2 separate regions of the Homo sapiens genome follow, and region 1 is linked to region 2. A link is a loop called in an ENCODE intact Hi-C map of the cell type or tissue named here. Cell type or tissue: pancreas. All regions are shown on one strand. Each heading gives the region's core, and the rest is flanking DNA. Links, peaks and the distances in the headings are about the cores only. Region 1 overlaps ABCG5 (ATP binding cassette subfamily G member 5). Region 2 overlaps LRPPRC (leucine rich pentatricopeptide repeat containing).

Region 1 (11,122 bases), core at 1,599-9,598, 74 kb after region 2:
CATTTCCAAAATTTGTTTCCAAAATGTGGGAGAGCATTCCTGCTGGGGTGTGAAACCTCTGAGACAAATTAAGTAAATGTCTTCTCTGTCCATCTCTTCCAAGCCAGGAGGGGCAAGCTTACTCCTTATGATGTTACAGAGATGAGAAGGAGGCTCGGGAATCTACCCTGGCTGGTCAGCACAGAAATCTCACTGTGTCAAGCAAAGCTTAATTCTAGGATCCTTCTACCCTGATGGCAAGAGAAGAGCTTTCTTTTGTTCCAGAATATATCTATATCTAGTTTATTTATGCATTTTTACCTTCTCATTATTCCTTTGTACCTATTTCAGATATGTCCATTCTTTGGGTGGGTCAAAGCTACATCTATGCCGTCAACCCCACTCCCTGACTCCTCTTGAATGTTGGTCCACAAGTCATTCCCTCTTCTTCTGCAATCTAGCTTATTGTTTTTTAATGCAATGGTTTTGTTTCCATTTTCATAACACGGCCTTATTAGGGGTGTCTGGAAACAAAACTTATTACCATATGAGTATCTTCTGTCTCTTTCTGCTTTCCCCCTGGGGTTTCTGCAGTTAGAGGTAATCAGTACAGGGGGACAGAAACAGATTTGTGAACAGGTCTCTGGAGAGGAGATAAGCTGAGGAAGGAAAGACAGTGAGGGAGGAAAAAAGCCAAGCTTCTTGATTAGAAATTCAGTAAAGAATTTTTTTTAGTCGTTATTGTTTTGGGAGAGTTGAGAATGAGGAGGAAAAACGGTTTCAGGGAGTTACAGGCTTTAAGTACAGCGAAGAGAATTGGAAGAAAGGGAATTTTAAATGTGGCTGGGGGTTATAAATTGGGTCCCCATTAAAGTCCTTAAAGAAATTCAAGTAAAGATTGGAATTATTTTTAATTACTTCTGAAGGCTGGATTATATGTCTTTGATGTGGACTCACACTGAGATTGTACCACATGGGACCCCAGCACTTATTTGGGTTATACAGTGGGAAACAGGTTTAGTTCAAATCAGGTTGGATTTTTGTAAACACATAAAGCATTTATGATAATAAAATTTCAAAACCCAAACACTTATGAAAGTAAGCGATATTGTAATCATGAATTTGGGGGATTTTTCTGTATGGGCTGCAGTGACTATGGCTCCTGCAAATAGGAGTTTAATGAAGTATCTGTTGTTTCCTGGTTAATTTTCCTGAAGCAAGTGTAAGCAGTTTGTGTTCTAGGGAATCTTATTTTATTTTATTTGTTTATTTATTTATTATTATTTTTTTTGAATCGGAGTCTCGCTCTGTCACCCAGGTTGGAGTGCAGTGGTGCCATCTTGCCTCACTGCAACCTTGGCCTCCCGGGTTCAAGCAATTCTCCTGCCTTAGCCTCCGAGTAGCTGGGATTACCAGTGCCTGCCACCACTCCCAGCTCATTTCTGTATTTTTAGAACAGACAGGGTTTCACCGTGTTGGCTAGGCTAGTCTCGAACTCCTGACCTCAAGTGATCCACCCACCTCGACCTCCCAAAGTGCTGGGATTACAGGCATAAGCCGCCATGCCAGGCCCATTTTATTTTATTTTATTTTAGAGACAGGGTCTTGCTCTGTCACCTAGGCTGGAGTGCAGTGGTGCCATCATGGCTAACTGTGGTCTCAACGTCCTGGGATCAAGCGATCCTCCTGCCTAAGCATCCTGAGTAGCTGGGACTACAGGCACGTGCCAGCATACCCGGCTAATTTATTGTTTTTTTCTTTCTTTTTTTTTTTTTTTTTTTTTGTAGAGACAGGGTCTCTCTTTGTTGCCCAAGCTGGTCTCAAACTCCTGGCCTCAAGCAATTCTCCCTCCTCAGCCTTCCAAAGTATTGGGATTACAGGCATGAGCCACTGCACCCAGCCTCTGGGGACGTTTTAAAAAATTCATATTATTTATTTAAATCTGACACATGTATTACGATTTAAGCCGAATTGGATCATATTATTATCAAAGACATGCTTTCCCCAGGGTGTGGTGAGTCTGGAAGTGGCCCTTGGATTCTTGGGCGGTGTGCTGCCTCTTTCATGTCCTCCCCAGCCCATGAATTGAAATAGCAGCCACAGAGACTCCCAGCCTTCCTGTAATTTGTGTCTCCTGCAGGTGGAGGCCGTCATGGCAGAGCTGAGTCTGAGCCATGTGGCAGACCGACTGATTGGCAACTACAGCTTGGGGGGCATTTCCACGGGTGAGCGGCGCCGGGTCTCCATCGCAGCCCAGCTGCTCCAGGATCCTAGTAAGTGGCACCCAGAACTGTTACTAGCTGCTGTCTGGGCATCTTCTGTGTGTGTGCAGATACTTTGGGCCCTTTCTTCACGGTCCTCATTTGGAAAGGGGTTTGTGTACAACTGAAATCACAGGTTTTTCAAACTGAGGACCCAGTTTTTTTGGAAATGCTGTACAGTTCATTTCCTGATGCGATTCCATCATCCAAACAAAACAGCTCCTGGACCCGGAAGCGTTGCATTGGTGTTGAAGTGTTCCATTGGGGTTTTCCTTGAATATGGAGCCTTGCCCTGCCAATCATTTCTTCTCACCAGGGCAATACCACTGTGTGGGCTGGGGAAAGCCAATGAGTTTTGATATGACCACAGGTGTTCATGAAATGGCAGGAATTAAAATAGGAATTTGAATGATAAACTCAAAAGTGTATATGTTGTGGGGAAGGGAGTATCAAAACAGAGTAGTCAGTCCTCTGCCAGGTTTGGTCATTTTCCCCATCACCTGGGGAAACCTCGCCACTCATGCAGCTGGAGAGGACAAACTGCATCTGGATCCTTTCTTTGCACTGTGGTAGACCAGGACGGCCTGTTCTTCAAATGGTGCTTGGTCACTAGAAGGCAAATAAGAGAGATGTTTTTAACAGCTCTTGTCACTTTTTTTTTTTTTTTTTGAGACAGAGTTTCGCTCTTGTTGCCCAGGCTGGAGTGCAGTGGTGCGATCTTGGCTCACTGCAACCTCCACCTCCCAGGTTGAAGCGATTCTCCTGCCTCAGCCTCCTGAGTAGCTGGGATTACAGGCGCCTGCCACCACACCCGGCTAATTTTTGTTCTTTTAGTAGAGACAGGGTTTCACCATGTTGGCCAGGGTGGTCTCGAACTCCTGACCTCAGGTGATCTGCCTGCCTTGACCTCCCAAAGTGTTGGCATTACAGGCGTGAGCCACCGCGCCCGGCCCCCTTGTCACTTTTTAGGAAGAAATAAGTTACTTTAAACCCTCTAAAGAACCCAAATGCCTGCCACACTTCAGGCCTTGTTTTATTCGTCAGATTTTTTTCTTTTCTGTGCAAAGACCCTGCTGGTGTTGGAAAGTGTTACAGACATGAAATGGGGTTGTCTTTTTGACCAGCCTTCTCTCAGTCTTGTTTTAAAACAACTTGATGCCAGCCTGCCAGCCCTTGTTCCCTGACAGGGTGCCCTGAGCAGAGCCCAGATGGCCCGTAAGAGGCCTGATCTCCTTACTCCCTGTGCCCTGGAGGATTTGAGCCCACATGTGCTCCAGAGCTGGGAACTAGGCCCTTCCACATCAGGTCCTTTCTCCTGAGCTCAGGCTGAAAGCCAGTTTACATGTTTACTTCCCACCGCACACTGTTTGAATGGGGTACAAACTCAATAAGGAACAGTTCAGAACTCTGAGTTTTAAGCACAGAGCCTGGGCTCTGCACTACCTTAGAAGTCTGGCCCTTCTTTGCTGGCAGAGGTCATGCTGTTTGATGAGCCAACCACAGGCCTGGACTGCATGACTGCTAATCAGATTGTCGTCCTCCTGGTGGAACTGGCTCGCAGGAACCGAATTGTGGTTCTCACCATTCACCAGCCCCGTTCTGAGCTTTTTCAGGTAAGAGGTTCAACTCGTAAAGGCCGGGTCTATGGTGTGTTGAGCTGGGAATCACAGGGGCAGGGGCAAGATTTGTACCAGTGGCCAGGCACAGTGGCTCACACTTGTAATTCCAGCACTTTGGGAGGCTGAGGCAGGAGGAGCACTTGAGGCCAGGAGTTTGAGTCCATCCTGAGCAATAAAGTGAGACTCCCCATCTCTAAAAAAAAAAAAAAGAAAGAAAGAAAGAAAAAGAAAAATTAGCCAGGCATGGTGGTGCATATCTGTGGTCCCAGCTACTTGGAAGGCTGAGGTGAGAGGATCGCTTGAGCCCAGTAGGTCAAGGCTGCAGGGAGTCGTGATCATGCCATTGCACTCTAGCCTGGGTGACAGAGGAAGACCTCATCTCAAACAAACAAACAAAAAACCGTTAGTGCTAGAGAATTGGAGCCAACAGCTCCTGAGAGGGGAAGAGCAAAGGATGAAAACTCACTTCTTTCAGCACCTACCATGTTCCAAATACTTTCTGTACATAGCTCATTTCATCTGCACAACACTCCTATGAGGTGTGTTTCAGTGTATTCACCTTACAGAGGAAAAGAGTGAAACTTAGCAATGATTCAAAATTGATAGTTGGGCGTGGTGGTGTGCGCCTGTAATCCCAGCTATTCGGGAAGCTGAGGCAGGAGAATCGCTTGAACCCAGGAGGTTGCAGAGAGCTGGGATTGTGCCACTGCACTCCAGCCTGGGTGACAGAGTGAGATTCGGTCTCAGAAACAACAACAACAACAACAATAACAACAAAACAACAACAAATTAAGCCAAGATCACACAGTTGTTAATAGTAAAAAGCTAGCATTAGCCTTTCACAGCCAAGTTGGCTTCAAAGGCTGTGTTTTTCCACGAAATCATACTGATTTCCTTCCAAAAAAACTCACTTTCTCCGCCCAGTATCCCTTTAGTTAGCTATTATTTGCTTTTTACAGAGGAGGAGCTGAGATTTAAAATGAAAACAAAAAAACAAACTAAGACCCACCCCTGCTCGCCCGAGGTCACTCACTTGGCTTGGCTGGGACTTACGCCCAGGTCCAGTCATGCTTGTCTATCCCAGATATGAAGCTGGGCGTCAGGATGGGAGGCAGCATGACCCACAGTGGTAGCCTAGGCTCACAAGGGTAGGGATGCATTTCGAATGTCTCCAAGAATACTGATGCAGGGCCAAGGTCATCGAAGGACTGACTGCTTATGGGAAATGCATTTCCCATAAGGACTTGGTGACCATAAGGAATACCTGACCTTGGCCCTGCATCAGTGTTCCCAGAGACATTCAAAGTGCATCGCTACCCTTGTGATCACACACTAACTACGTCTGTTGTCTGGTCAGCTCTTTGACAAAATTGCCATCCTGAGCTTCGGAGAGCTGATTTTCTGTGGCACGCCAGCGGAAATGCTTGATTTCTTCAATGACTGCGGTTACCCTTGTCCTGAACATTCAAACCCTTTTGACTTCTATAGTAAGTTTTTCTTTCACATTCCCCATCATGAATGTTTTTTAAACTTTCTCATCTCAGACTTCTGCCTGGATGACACCAGTCTAGTGGATTTGATTTTTGCTTTTGTTTTTGTGTTTTATACTCTTCAAGGAATCAATTTGGCCGGGTCAATGAACTTGCCAGAGATGACTATCAGAATGAGGTCAGGGATCTCTCTCAAACAAACTGGCGCACTGCTACTACTTTATCAGAGCATAATTAGCTGAGCTTCTGAATTCTCCCAGACAATCCCAATGGGATCCTCAAGGCCCTGCTGGGATGCTTTAAAGTATTCTGATTTTATAGGTGGGCATTAACCACAAATTTTATCTTGATGGGATGAGGTATTATGGCCAGTACTCCTGTACCAATTGTATATCCATGTACATACATGCATTTAAAAACACATGGGTGACATCTTTTGGGAAAAACTTTTAGTGGACCTGACGTCAGTGGATACCCAAAGCAAGGAACGGGAAATAGAAACCTCCAAGAGAGTCCAGATGATAGAATCTGCCTACAAGAAATCAGCAATTTGTCATAAAACTTTGAAGAATATTGAAAGAATGAAACACCTGAAAACGTTACCAATGGTTCCTTTCAAAACCAAAGATTCTCCTGGAGTTTTCTCTAAACTGGGTGTTCTCCTGAGGTAAGAGGCTCACAAATGTGAGAAATGCCTGTTAGAGGTCTTTAGCCATCCCCCAATAACAATTCTGAAAAGGAATTAAAACAGGGTTGTTTGTTTTCAGGAGAGTGACAAGAAACTTGGTGAGAAATAAGCTGGCAGTGATTACGCGTCTCCTTCAGAATCTGATCATGGGTTTGTTCCTCCTTTTCTTCGTTCTGCGGGTCCGAAGCAATGTGCTAAAGGGTGCTATCCAGGACCGCGTAGGTCTCCTTTACCAGTTTGTGGGCGCCACCCCGTACACAGGCATGCTGAACGCTGTGAATCTGTGTAAGTGCCCACGTGCTGGAGGTGCACCTCTTTCTCCCTAAATACCTCCCTTCTCCAGCTGTAACCTTACAAAAGTCTACCATTATAAGGGTTTTTCTCTGAGCTAAACCCAGCCCTCTCCAGGTTCCCTCTCTGGGGAAAGGCAACTATTGAGTTACCAACACGTTAATATGAATGAGCTCACCAGGTGGATCTCTCTGAGGGCTAAGGATCCAGGGAAACATGAAGTGACAATGTACTGGTGGGGAGAGTTTGAGGAGTTTTTCAAAAGATCATTCCTCCTATCTCATCTTGGCCATCTCAGATGCACAGCCCATGGGGTGCTCAGCGACCAGGCCAACTTTGTACCGTTAGCTTCTCTTTGGAGCTGATTTTAGGACAGCCAGCACCTAATTTTCAAATTCAGTGGAATTCCAGAGACAAAACCTGGTTGCCTAACGTTGCAGGAAGCAGGTGTTAGAGGGATTCCCCAAAGGCAACACTGTTAGGGAATAAGAGGGAAGGACTTCGCTATTGTGAAGTTGCTCTAGAGCTTGACATGAGGGGCAATGCTAAGTGTCTGCATCTGTGGGGTTTGCCTGGCCTTCCGAGAGCAAGTCTAAAATGCAGGCTGCTGGTGGTGGGGGCGGGGTGGGGTGGGGGGAATCCTGCACAGAAAGAAGACAAAGTGCTTCAAATCACTTATTCATGCCCCTTTTGCATGTACTTTTCGTGAATTGGTGACAACTCCCCACTTTAGAGAGAAGGAAATAAATGACATCTTTTGCAATTGTATTGCAATTCTGGTAGAGTGTAGATTTCCGGGGTGGGGATTTATTGTCCTGTGGATGGCAGGTCCCCTCCTTCTATGACTAGGGAACCCCCCTAGCTGGTCCTCACCATCCAGCCCTGACAGACCTCACATTCAGCTTGGGCTAGCCCTCCCTTTTTCAGCTGGGTGGTGACTGACTGTTCTGAAACCTGCCTTCCATCCCCAGTTCCCGTGCTGCGAGCTGTCAGCGACCAGGAGAGTCAGGACGGCCTCTACCAGAAGTGGCAGATGATGCTGGCCTATGCACTGCACGTCCTCCCCTTCAGCGTTGTTGCCACCATGATTTTCAGCAGTGTGTGCTACTGGTGAGGGGTTGTTCAGTTCACCCAGGGCCGGGCTCCCATGGAGTCATGGAGCTAGTGGGACTCGTGCAGGGAGAGCTCCAGGGTGAAGTTCTCTGCTCTGGAGGATCTACACTTTGCCCATCAGTGTCTAGTGCAATGTCGTATCTTCCAGGACATTAATTTTATTGTAAATAGCCCAACTGTGGGTTGCAGGAGACCTGAGAACAAACCAACAAGATGACATGTGCCTGGGAATGACCTGTCCCACATTCACGGCAGGGCCTGGGCCAGAGAAGAGAGGACTCTGAAGTAGCTAGGACCCAGGTGCATGGGGGGGGGCCTGGGGGAGGGGAGAAAGCAGCCTGAATGTAAAACCTTAAAACAGACACATTCAGAGGGTGGGAAGAGGACAGCAACCAACAGAGGAGGCAGAGGGTGATCAGGGAGGTAGAAAGAGAAGCAGGATTGGGCAGCATCAGAGAGGATGAGGAAGGAGAGAGTTTCAAGGAAGTGTCATAAACACTTCAATATTGCAGGGGTTAAAGGAGGTGAAGCATAAAGGGAGAAGGCCATTGCAATTTCCCAAAAAAGAGCTTCGGTAGAGTCATGGGGGTGCAAGTCAGGTTTACAAGAAGGGAAGGTGTAAGATGGAGGAAGCAGATTCTGTTTTGAGAAACTTGGTGTTACAGGGTAGGATGAAGAGGGGCAGTTACTTAAATGATGATCAAGTTCAAAAAATGGTTATTTTAGGATGTGGTAAATAAGACCATCAAAAAACATCAGATTGAGAGTAGATGAAAATGCAGCCAAAATTTGGATAAGTCAAAGAGGAAGTTCCCAGAGTAGACCAAGGTAGGGATAGGGGAATCAGAATAACATGGGATCAAGGATGCAAGCAGCTAGGGTCACACTTTCAAAGATGGGGTGCGGGAAGAGAGGGGGAGAGAGAGAGAATGAAAAATAGAGATGATGAAGATATCAAGAAATTCATAAAATGGGAGGTGAATTCAGCTGCTGAGCACTGGGGAGAGAGATTGAAATTGGGAAGGGGGAAATTTTAAAGTAGAGGTTTATATCAGTCATCATGGGACATGCTATTAGAATTCAAGACACAACAAGGAAATCTTAGGGGTCCAGGGGCCAGCTGAGGCAAAGTGGCAGAGGGGATCCAGTTAGTGCGGCAATAGGCATTGTCCAGCACACCTTCCATTGCTTAAGGGAGAATAGGGTCCCCAGATGTGGGAACTGATAAGGCAAAGAATGGCAGAAGGGGTCCAGCATCTGCGGCAGTGAGGGCACTGGGGAAGTGAGAGGCAGGAGGCTGTGCTCAGAGAGGGTGTCCTCAGACTCTGAAATCCTGGGAGCGAAACCATTTTGAGTAATATTTAAGTCCAAGACATGGTGAGTGATGCAGATTAGGTAGCTGGAGCCATTGGAATTGAGATTCGCTAATTAGGAACCACTGATGTGGATGGCTCATCAAGAAGGTTAAAGAGCTTGAGGAAAATGATAGGGGAGAGGAGCAAAAAGAATGACTCTGGTCCAGATGCTATAAAATCATCAAAGGCAAGAGGATGTTTTAAACATCACAGAAGACAACAATGAGGAACGGCATTGATAGCATAAGCAAACTTCATGATTTGTACAGAGGAAAAGTAGATGGCCTTGAAGAGTAAGTGGTAAGGAGGGGCGAGTATAAGACATGCCAACATTTTTTGCTTACTCTACAAATGGGATAAAGAGCAGCCATGCCTAATGGTCATTGAAGATACGCTATCACCAGGGAAATGTAATTTGGAGAAAGGAATATAAGAGGAAAGGTGCATGGATATAGGGTGGTTTGTTTACAAGAAAATGAAGGTCAGGCCAGGCATGGTAGCTCATGCCTGTAATCCTAGCACTTTGGGAGGCTGAGATGGGCAGATCACTTGAGGCCAGGAGTTCAAGACCAGCCTGGCCAATATGGCAAAACCCCATCTCTACTAAATACAAAAAAATTAGCTGGGTGTGGTGGTGCGCACCTGTAATCCCAGCTACTTGGGAGGCTGAGGCAGGAGAATCACTGGAACCTGGGAAGCAGAGGTTGCAATGAGCCAAGATCACGCCACTGCACTCCAGTCTGATCAACAGAGTGCAACTCCGTCTCAAAAAAGAAAACGAAGGTCAAATCAGTGGAAGGGGTTGGTAGAATAAAAGACAAGAATGGAATGGAGTAGGGCTGGGGAGGGCTAACCTGATCGAGGACAAAAGAAGTGAGGGATTTTCACGTAGGCAATAATCCCATATAACAGAGATGAGGTTCAGGGAAGGGGGTGCTGGGAAGCGGGTTGGGTGAGCCCTTTAACATTAGGTAGGTGTGGTGTTGGCTAGGCAGAACATGGTTATTTATGAAGATGCCTGTAGAGTTCAACAAGCCTGCTTACTGCGGTTAGTTGTGACCATTGTCTAAGTAATTTAATGTTTTCCTATGAGAGCTGAAGGAGCCGTGAAAGGGAAAAGGTGGCTCCCAATGAGTTGCAGCCAATGGGAACAATTTGATATAATAAATAGTCTCATGTTGACTCCTTTCCAAAACGGCCTTTCAAAGGGGAGTGTGGCTTGCCCTGCAAACTTCTCCCACCCACTCACCACAAAGGATTTATTCACAGAGGCAAGTGCAGTATTTTTCTTAAATGATAGCCCTTGGAGAGGAAACTAAAGAGCTTATGCTTTTCTAGGACGCTGGGCTTACATCCTGAGGTTGCCCGATTTGGATATTTTTCTGCTGCTCTCTTGGCCCCCCACTTAATTGGTGAATTTCTAACTCTTGTGCTACTTGGTATCGTCCAAAATCCAAATATAGTCAACAGTGTAGTGGCTCTGCTGTCCATTGCGGGGGTGCTTGTTGGATCTGGATTCCTCAGGTAAGATATCATAATTCAAAAAATTTAGATTGGGATAATCTGTTATTAATGATCACCTAATAATGACTGAAGTAAAGGAATACCAGAGAACTGATAGTGGTTATGGATATTACCTTATAGTCTAGAGCATTTATACTGCTCGTTAATCATTGCCTTAGACCTTGAACTGTTCATTTGTTCAATAAAATGTCTTTTTTATCGGGAATCAGGAACTAACAAGTTTATGTTATGATATGATTCACATGTAATAAACCATTATACCAAGAGAAGAAAACCAGCCCGGATGTTCCAGGAAAAACTCACAGCCCACATGATAGGCTAAATAAATTGCATGCATTAGTTCATTTCTGACCTGGTACTGTTGAGTGTGAACTGCAGTTCTCAATTCCCAGTTATTCTTAGGAATTAAGACTAGTCAGACAAAAAAAAAAAAGCCTGCAGGATAAAAGACTGCTCCAAAGAGTATCAAGGCTTAAAGGATATGCACCAAATGATAGCAGTAATTATCTCTATCTCTAAAATCAATATCAATAGTGATATTGATTTTAATTTTTTTCTTCATATTTCTGTATTTTATCAATGTTCTGTAATGGACAAGTATCATTTTATAACCAGGAAAAAATGTATCCACACACATTTTTAAAAAGCAGCAGCAAAAAGGGCAGAAAATTTTAAAAGGCTAAAAATGATCCCAGGCAGGTGGTGTGAGTGGGATCTAGTAAGTAATCTCTGGGTCCCCAAGGAAACATGAAGGCTGTTTCTTTGACTTAAAAATGTAAAAATCAAGTCAAAAAGCAAAAGC
Region 2 (9,852 bases), core at 1,812-9,811:
TGGGATCGCGGCTCACTGCAACCTCCGCCTCCTGGGTTCAAGCGATTCTCCCACCTCAGCCTCCTGAGTAGCTGGGATTACAGGCGCCCGCCACCACGCCCAGCTAATTTTTGTATTTTCAGTAGAGACAGGGTTTCACCATGTTGGCCAGGCTGGTCTCGAACTCCTGGCCTCAAATAATTCTCCCACCTCGGCCTCCCAAAGTGCTGGGATTACAGGCGTGAGCCACCACGCCCGGCCTGCATGTTTATAACATAAGTTCACATCCTTGAGAGGAAGTTGTTGTTTAATTGTGCAGCTTTAATGTTGCTTATAATACCTAAATGTACTGGTCTTTAGCTGTCTTCCTAATTGATTAGTACTGAATATGTAAGTGAATAGAAAACACTTCTTGTGCCCAGACTTTTGTGGCTAGGCGCAATGGCTCACACCTGTAATCCCAGCACTTTGGGAGGCTGTGGCAGGAGGATTGCTTGAGTCCAGGAGTTCAAGACCAGCCTGGGCAGTGTAGCGAGACCTTGTCTCTACAAAAAATTTTTAAATAGCCAGGCATGGTAATGTGCACCTGTAGTTCTAGCTACTCAGGAGGCAGAGGTGGGAGAATTGCTTAAGCCCAGGAGGTTGAGGCTGCCATGAGCCATGATGGTGCCACTGCACTCAGCCTGGGCAAGAACAAAACCCTTCTCCCGGCCCCCCCAAAAAAGACTTTATGTCCTATTAGTATTTTATGTAATAAAATGATAAACAATTTTAAAACAATGAAAAGTTAAACTTGCTCGCCATATAAATAAGCTCATTGTCATAAATAGCTTTTGTTTCTGTAGACATGGAGATAAGAACAAAACACTTTTCTAATTTCAGGGGGTTCATTTTTCAGCTGAACCTGACCCAGATTTCTTCAGCTGGATTGGTACCCTTTATTTTTATGTTAGGTGCCCTGTGTAAGCTACAGGAAAGGACATGGTATAATTTCTCATCTACTCTTCTGAGCTGTTCAGCTCAATTGGAGGTTGCCTGAGAGCAGGAGCCTCGAGCGCACTGTTCCTGCACTACCTCCCCCACCCCCACCCCACCCCCCTCCCTGAGCACATCACCACAAACCTGTTGTTAGAGTAAAATGATCATCAGTGAGGACAGGAGTAGTGTTTGCACTATTCCCATCTTCTTATTTTGCTCCATGGCTGATGAGAGCTCTTGATTTTTAAAAATTCCCTTCCGTTGTTCTGCCTTTCTTTTAGGTTTCCTTTTCTCAACCCCATCTAAAGCAGAAAGAAAAAATAAAGCCGATTAAATTTTACTGTTGGTGAATATTAATAGCTGATACGTGGCACTTGTACAGTGTAATTAGTATCACTAGTGAGTAATTGAGTAAATGTTGGAATTAGGTGACAGTGGGAAAGGACCTGGGGGGAGGGATGTGGATGGGTAACATTTTTGGTGTCCCTGAAGTCATTAACTGTACAGAAGGCAAGCCTTATATGAGAATAGGATTTAGGTCACAAGGTCCTGTGCTATCTTTAGACAGATGTGAAATGGTCTGTTCTCCCCACCCTTCTGCTCTCTTGTGCACACGCGCACTCATAGACGGAAGCTCTGGGATCATTGGAATCTTCGAGTCTTGTCTAAAAATATGATTTTACCTTGGGCAAACTAATCTCTGTGCCCAGGGGTCTCATCTGTAAAATTGGTACTTGTCTCGGAAGGGTAGTTGTGACAGTAGCTGTTTAAACTGCTGTGCCTGGCATGTAGTAAATGCTCAATAAGTTTGAGTTACTGTCATCACCATCATTAATCTTATTTTTGTTATTATTGTTTTGATGTACTGTGGGAAGAGCCTCCCTAGCTGACAATATTCTTGGTTAATAAGACTATTATTATAATTATCTGTGTATGACCACCCATTAGCAAAATTTTATCAAGCTTATTATAAATATTTTTAAATAGTATAAAAACATTTTTTGTTTCCTATATGTGCATGTGTATTTTTAAATTTTTATTGACTATGCTTTTTAACCTGTTTTTCTTTTTTCTCATTTGAGAATGAGTGGTTTAAGATTGTAGATTTCAAATAATCATAAATTCTTTATTCATTAATGAACACTAAATTCATCATGTCTTTCCACTGTATTTTGAGTACACTTCAATTAATACACTTTCCCCATTTTTCTGTAAAACTAAGCTGTTCTTAGTTGGAAAGCTGTTTGGAGAGTCTTAGTTTTGTCTAAGTTACATTGCTTTAGTTGCTATAAAGCTATTAAGTTTTCTTCGATAATGGTAGGGGTGATTGTTAGGCTACTCCTCAGTCTACCACTTTATTTCATATCATGATTTTGCTACAGTTTTATGAGTCAGTTAGCTAGAAGGCTATTCCATAGTTATTTATAATCAAGTACTTGAAAGTGTGATACTTCAAAAAAACATACAAACAAAACTCCATTGATTATACTGATGCTCCTCAACTTACCGATGGGGCTAAGTCGGGATAAAGTTGAAAATGCATTAACTACCCCATAAACCCATCGTAAGTCAGGGACTGTCTGTATTTGTGGAAATCAGTAGGCATTATTTTTTAATTTAGTGCAGGAAAATAATCACAAGGCATCTAATCATAAAATAAATTTGTTGGTGTTAAAGTTCAATGTTTCAGTTTGGAACATTGATCCTAGAGGATCAATGTTTTTAGTGTTTTTGAGAAAGAATTGTTGGGATATTAAGTTTTGATGATCATTTAATCTTCGAGTTAAAATCTGGACAAGTATGAACATGGATAGAAGTCACACATTTTTGGAAACTCTAGAAAATCTTTCTTATTTGTATTCATTTGAACTTACCAACTTTAGTCACTGAATGTTATCCCTAAATGGAACTCATATTGTCGGTAACATTTGTATTTTCTCTGTGACTTAAAGAAGAAATTCCTCGGGCCTCTAATATCTTATATAGTCAAGTAAATAATTTTTGGGGGTATCTCATGAAGTATTAATAATTTTCTGTAATCTAAAATTAATTATTCATAGCTTTTTGTTTATGGCCATTTGGTGCTCATATTTAAAAGCTGGTTTTCAAAATGCATTAAAGTCAGCACAGGTCATATAAGAAAAGCCATCTCCTGCTCTTGTATTTTAGAGGCTGTGACAACACTGAAAACAGTATTGGATCAGCAGCAGACCCCTTCTAGGTTAGCAGTGACCCGTGTCATCCAGGCATTGGCCATGAAGGGTGATGTTGAAAACATAGAAGTAGTTCAGAAGATGTTAAATGGACTCGAAGACTCCATTGGACTTTCAAAAATGGTTTTCATCAATAACATTGCTTTGGCTCAAATAAAGAAGTGAGTATTTGCAAGCCTTCTTTTCCTTCATTGGTCACTAGAATGGGCATTGCCTCAGATACCACCTTTTAAAAACTTTTTTAGACATGTGGAAACCTTATCAACTGCAGAGGAAATGTTGATGCTAGTTGCTGATTAGGGAATAATTATATGTTGAAAAATATGTTTTTTCTTTACCTTAAATCTTAGAATAAACAGCATTTACCAAATTCATAAATCTTGCTCCACAGTTGATAACCTTTCTCATTCCTGTGTATATATGCCAGGCCTCTTGTTGTCGAAACACTTTGTTCAGAAGTGAAAAATGATCTCATTTGTTTGTCAGTAATATTTGATAGGGACACTAGTAGAATATTGTGAAGCAGAAGGCCCCGCAAGCTTATTAAAAATGTGCATTTCCGTATTCATATTCCTTACCCACCCCGTGAACACTCTCCCACCCCCACAAAAAGGGAGGTATTTAGAGCTGATTTTCTTACCACTGTCTCTAGATTCCTTTTGAGAATTACCCCTGTAGAAATAAATAAGGACTTGATTTTTAATAAGCTCCCTAGCAAAGTACTTTATGGAATTTGATACTTTCAGTATGCTTTTAGAAAAAATGTTCTTTAGTAATCTTGCATACATTTAATGGGACATGATATTAAAATATAATGTTTGTTTTTGTAGGGGTTTTTTTTTGTTTGTTTGAGAAACAGTTGTGTTTTGTTTTGACCTTTTCAAACTATTTCGCCAGATAGAACTTCCCTTTAATAAGAAAATGTGATTGTTTTACATTAGAAGATTGAAGAAATTACTCATCTAAGAACTGGGTGAATTTTAAAGTTTTACCACATAAACACAGTTTTATATGATTCGGAGAACATATTCACTATTAAGTAATTCCTTAAAACTTGTAAGAGAAATATATTGTAACAGTATTCATTTTTAGTTAGAGAATTATGTTTAATATAATAATTTCAACACAATATTGACTGATTGGATTTAGTATGCCATATGGTAACAGTAAAGTATCCATTATAGATTACCTTAACCAAAAAGATAGTCATAGAGATAATTTTTACCATAACTTGCTAAATAAGACCATGTAACTGATTTTTTTCAATGTAAAGTGTGAAGATACTTTTTCCTGAGATTTTTAGTATAAACTGAGTATTTTCCAAATGTATAATACCTGACAAAAAGAAATTGAGGCGACCATAAGTTAGAGACATGCATATATGCCTTTTGAAACATCATCAGTATCTTTAAGAATCCTGAGATGTTAAATACTATTTTTATGCAGTAGTGACAAGTTGTGGATCATAAAGCCAAAATTGTAGCATTTATACAAGTTTTCATTTTATATCCAAAGAGTGGCAAAAATTAAGTTAAATATTTAAGATACAGAATTTTAAAAGTTATCTTCATTAATTCTCCTGTATATAGTTGTTTGATCTTGTCTGTAGAGCATTGTTAAAACAAGCAACTATTTGAACTGCTGTGAAGCAAAATAAACAACCACTGCAGCACGAACCAGCTAGTGAATGTTTTTGCTACTTAAATGTGATTCAGGGTTTCAGTTGCCTAGTGTTTATTTGGTTAAGTGTAAATGTATTTCATTTTTTTCCTAAAGTATTAGCATGAGTGGATATAAAAGTAAGTTCTTAGACTAAACTGCCTGTAATATTAACATAAAAGCAAATTTTTAAGTAATTTATTTTGCTTTTAACAGTAATAACATAGATGCCGCAATAGAAAACATTGAAAATATGCTTACTTCAGAGAATAAAGTCATTGAACCCCAATACTTCGGCTTGGCATACTTATTCAGAAAAGTAATAGAGGAGCAGTTGGAACCAGCAGTTGAAAAGAGTAAGTTAGTTGTTTGTGCTAAAGAACACACAAGCACATTTTCTCTCTAGTGAGACTAGACCAAATTTCTTTGGTAGGTGAGTTATACCACTGTTCTAATGAAAGATTTTTCTTACCTGTCATTTTTCCAGTAAGCATCATGGCGGAGAGATTGGCCAATCAGTTTGCAATTTATAAACCTGTCACTGATTTTTTCCTTCAACTTGTGGATGCAGGCAAGGTGGATGATGCCAGAGCTCTCCTACAGGTAATGACCCTCCACTCATGGAGCAGTGGGGCTCGAGGCTTGCAAGAAGTAAATTGAGAAATTACTAGACATAGGCGTGTGGTGGAATACTAGAAATTCAGTGTGGTGTGCAGCTAGCTTGTTTACATTCAGTGTGAATCACGGTTGCAGGACAAGGACTGGATGGTAGATTTTAGGTTACTGGTTTTAAAGATGCCAGATCAAACTAGAAATGTCTTTAGAATTGAGGTAGCGGGGAGCGGCGGGTGGTGCGGGGGTAGGTATGGGGCAGCGAGTTTCGCTGAAATGATTAAAGACAAATCTTTCTGTGCAGATAGATAATGCAAAACAACAATTCCTTTGATTTTCTACTTTAATTTCTCAAATGCGCTAGATACTGTGCGTCACCATGGCAACACAGTTTGCAAACAAAAAGTAGGAAATGTTTGCTTTTCAAGTACAGCTTCTCACTTGAATACTCAAACATTCTCAGTGCCTTATTCAAGGTTTATTAAGAGTTGAATATGCTTTCTATTCACTTGTGTGTCACAGACACATTAAATGACAAATGCAGGTCTCTGTGGCCCGCACTCTCAGTTAAATTAGCAACCTTCAGGGAAGGAGACAACTGCATTCATGCCATTTTAACAGCACTAAATATAAAGCTATGCCAAGTGCCGACAGAACAGTGGGTGATCCTAGCTGCCACTGGCAATGTACACAAACAGGCACCGCCGGGGAGCCCCTTCCCAGCAGGTGGCAGTCAAACAGTCACCGTGATCCCGCCAACGGCTGTGTTTGTGTAGACTCCCTGTGTCAAATTGAGGCGTGGGACCAATTTCTGATCGTAAATAGTATTATATTCCCTTACATTTTTACCAGCTGTGAAAGATCTTAAGTAGTAGATAGGGAAGGTAAAACTACCCATGTGCTTGACCTCCAGTTTTTATTCTTCAAGTTCATCTAGTTTGACAGTAGAATCCAATCCATTTTTAAAAGGAATACCTGAAAAACTGTATCTCTGTTAACAGTTTTATAAAGGGTGAATTAGCACTGCTTCTCAGACTCTTACTTTTGTTGCTGGAGAAGGGAAATTCCGGTTCACTGGGAATTTTCTTGTTTTGCTTTGCTTGTTTACTTTTTTTCCTTTGTTTTTTTTTTTTTTTTTAATTTTAAGGAAAAGGCAGTTTATGATAGGGATTTCAGGACTTTTAAAATTGTTTTATCTTGCTATCTTACGTGGTGAAAAAAAAAAGAAGGAAGATACTCATGCTTTATCTTCATATGTACATGTCTAAGTACCTACTAGGGGTATAATAAGCATATACATATCTAATTATACACATGATGGTATGCAATCAGTTTTAACACATCCTTTTGATAGTTCTTTAGAAAGTGGCACTTGGTACTTCATCTACTAGCTTGTTCTCTGCCATAATCAAGGTTTTTCTGGAAGAGCACAATTGACAGCCGCCTGGGTGGGTGGCAGCAGGGATGGCGCCTGCTCCCTCAGAAAGAACTGCGTTATCTGCAGTGACCTCACTGAAGGGCTCTTGGTGGTAGCTGAGTGTTGATGCAACAGCAGAGTCTTTTCATTTACCATCTCATCACTAGACTGGGGTTTCAGATGATAAACCCTTCACCCATCCTTTACCTGCTTGTCAAACAGTAAAAGATTATTCTTGCCGTAGCGAAGAATACTTTATTCACAGATGTCAAAAACATCAGTGCGTAATGTAAATGTTCTGTGTGGCCCCAAAAAGTTCTTTTTATACCATTCGTTTTAGTATTGACAGTGTTTTAAAGCTTTGAAAGAGCAGTGTTCTTTTAGAAACTTAAAAGAATGACATCTGTGATGAGTGTAAACTAAAATATTGTCTTGCCATATTTGATTTTACTATAGCATCTAAGATTGGATAGACATTTGATTTATCTGGTCTGTCATGTAAACTTTTTTTTTTAGTTTAACTTTGGTCTCTTTCTCAAGCGCTGGCTGTCTGTTGCAGTGAAAGCCTTTTATAAAATAGAGAGATTGAAATCAGTCCTTTTGTATGCATAAGTGTAGGTAATTATACTTTAAAGAGAACTTGCTTTGTACATTTTAATTTTTATAAAGAAATGAGCAGTTATCTCCCTGACACCTTATTAAATGTATAATTAACCTTATGATCCCTAGCTCACTTGTGAATGCTTGGCAGTATAATTGGAGAGGAATAATGTTTCTTTTTTTCCTCTTTCTTTGCAGTCCTAAACCTTATTCTGTGGTTGTTGAAGCATTAGTTTAATTTTTCCCTTTTCTTTTTAAACAAACTTTATACTTGCAATGCCAAGGACAGCATTCACCAAAGCTTGGCATAGCTTGCACTTGTTTTCTTTTTTCTTGCCTTAAAAAATAATAGTCGACTATTAGGCCTTCCTATTGGTAATAATACACTACTGTATTATTGTGAACTTTCTTAATTGGAAATATTCAGTTTGATCCACTTGTTTATCAGAAACCTTCACTTACTGAATAATGTTTTAATTTTTAGAGATGTGGTGCAATTGCTGAACAAACCCCGATTTTGTTGTTGTTCCTCCTTAGGAATTCTAGGAAACAAGGAAAGGTACTGTGCTTTACCTGCTTACAAATCAATGATACTGTACGTGCCTTGCTCAGAAGTATTGAATTTAACATAAAAGCCTGTTGTTTCAGGACCTTATTTGAGAATACTATAGAGATTCAAGACTTTGCTTGTCTCTACTTAGAGTCAGTTTTGTCGTCTGTTAGCTGTACTGGAAATGTAAAACAAGTTCACGCAGGAATTTTCCACTTACACAGGTATGCATTGAGAGCCCCAAGAAAAGGCCCTTAAAAAATGCAAGATTAGGCTGGGCATGGTGGCTCACACCTGTAATCCCAGCACTTTGGGAGGCCGAGGCGGGTGGATCACTTGAGGTCAGGAGTTTCAGAGTTTGAGACCAGCCTGGCCAGCATGGCGAAACCTGGTCTTTACAAAAAAAAAAAAAAAAAAAAAGAAAGAAAGAAAGAAAGAAAGAAATGGAAGATTAAAATTATGTTGCTTCGGTCACCTTGGGACATTTAACAATGCAGAAGCACTACCAAGGAAAATGTACACTCCAGAGTGTCTCCTAGCACGTGGCTACTTTTGAGCATTTATCAGGTATAAACCATCAGGTAAATGAGCCACTTGGCTTTCAAATTGATATGGAGCCACAAATTAATTCTAATTTGTGCAGTTACTTTATTTACACTGTAAAAGGGGTGGGTGGGTATGTAATAGAACCAAGTCCTTTTGAAAAAATTTTTTAAAAAAAAATTTCTGTGGGTACATAGTAGGTATATCACATTCTACTTTGATGTTTAACTGTAAGTATAAAATTAAATTTCTCTTAGATCGGATTTTACCTCTTGTATACGAGAAACTACATTCTTAGTTTATTTGGGTTCTTTATGAAGTTTCAAACCACATGCCAACTGTGATGCTTGTTTTATTTGAAACATTTAGGCTGTGTCCAGTTTGGGAGGTCTACGTTTTCCTGAATTTCTACACCCTTCCCCTAGATATACCTACACTTTTAAAAAATTTGCTTCATTGCATCTGTGACTCATGTATTTATTTACTACCAACAACTTTTAGAAAATATTTAATTGCCCCTTCTTTCCTTTCAGAGAGGCTGTGTTTTTATACGTGTGATTAAAAAGTATAAGGAATCTGAAAAGCACTTGTCAGTCCACCTGTGGGACTGTGCCAAGTCCCTGTTGCCTTGTCCAGGAGATGGGACGGGAAATGCACGGCAATATGTCTGCTTAGAACATCCCACCCAGGACAGTTTAAAATAGAAGAAGCCCTGGGAGGATGCAGGTCCAGGTGTGGATTGACTGAATAAACATGCTATAGAAAGGAGTTAGGATTTTTAAGATGCCTGTTAACAGTGTTCCATTGCTTGACAGTAGAATAGTTAAGCCAGATTTTGCTCCTCTTGGTGAGATGGGAAGAGGGCATAGATGTTTATATATCCATCATGGGTTTATCCAGTAACGTTGGAGTAGGGCGGGAAATACTCAGCAGATATTCATTACGGCATAGCAGTTCTGTATTCACTCGCTACAGGAAATAAAGCCATAGCCGAGTCTGCATATTCCTGGAAGAAATAAGTAAAAATTTCAGTGAGATTCTGGAAATGCTCTTTTTTGTATGTCAAGTGTGTAACACTTCAGAATGTTTTAACTGAATTCTTTACAATTTCATCAACCAGTTGTGGCACCTAAAGATAGGGTTGTTATCTCTCTACCCTTGGGATCTCATAACTTCTTGGTATGGTCACCACTTGACAAAAGAAGCAATGTGTTTATCATATTCTAGAAAAATATTCATAGAAATGTAAGTGGAATTGCATTAACCTGTGGAAAAATGCTGGTTTCTTTTAGCTGTAGATT

What was found. Hi-C counts contacts between places; a loop is a spot of excess contacts. Peaks named below come from ENCODE experiments on the same cell type or tissue, not always from the same donor. Only the 100,000 strongest peaks of a DNase experiment are listed, where the experiment ranks them.
Region 1: a loop joins it to region 2, with 2.5 times the contacts of the local background. A loop is called at or near these places in 1 of 110 quality-filtered maps.

What each region holds. Positions count from the first base shown.
Region 1 is chr2:43,819,113-43,830,234 of GRCh38, reverse strand. It overlaps ABCG5 (ATP binding cassette subfamily G member 5), which reads left to right. Exons shown (of 13, transcript NM_022436.3): 5 at 2,120-2,252; 6 at 3,714-3,853; 7 at 5,217-5,346; 8 at 5,803-6,016; 9 at 6,117-6,322; 10 at 7,300-7,438; 11 at 10,135-10,320. It also overlaps a transcript of DYNC2LI1 not described here. Among named protein-coding and RNA genes, the nearest start is that of ABCG5, 14 kb to the left of the region's middle. In pancreas, for the core only: no CTCF peak of the experiment used is centred there; no DNase peak of the experiment used is centred there.
Region 2 is chr2:43,894,799-43,904,650 of GRCh38, reverse strand. LRPPRC (leucine rich pentatricopeptide repeat containing) reads left to right here. Exons shown (of 38, transcript NM_133259.4): 32 at 3,127-3,331; 33 at 5,046-5,185; 34 at 5,317-5,432; 35 at 7,943-8,017. It also overlaps the pseudogene RN7SL455P. Among named protein-coding and RNA genes, the nearest start is that of ABCG8, 61 kb to the right of the region's middle. RefSeq lists an enhancer at 5,987-6,281. In pancreas, for the core only: a CTCF peak has its summit at 6,146 (motif pointing right); a DNase peak (open chromatin) is centred at 6,170; H3K27ac peaks cover 990 bases.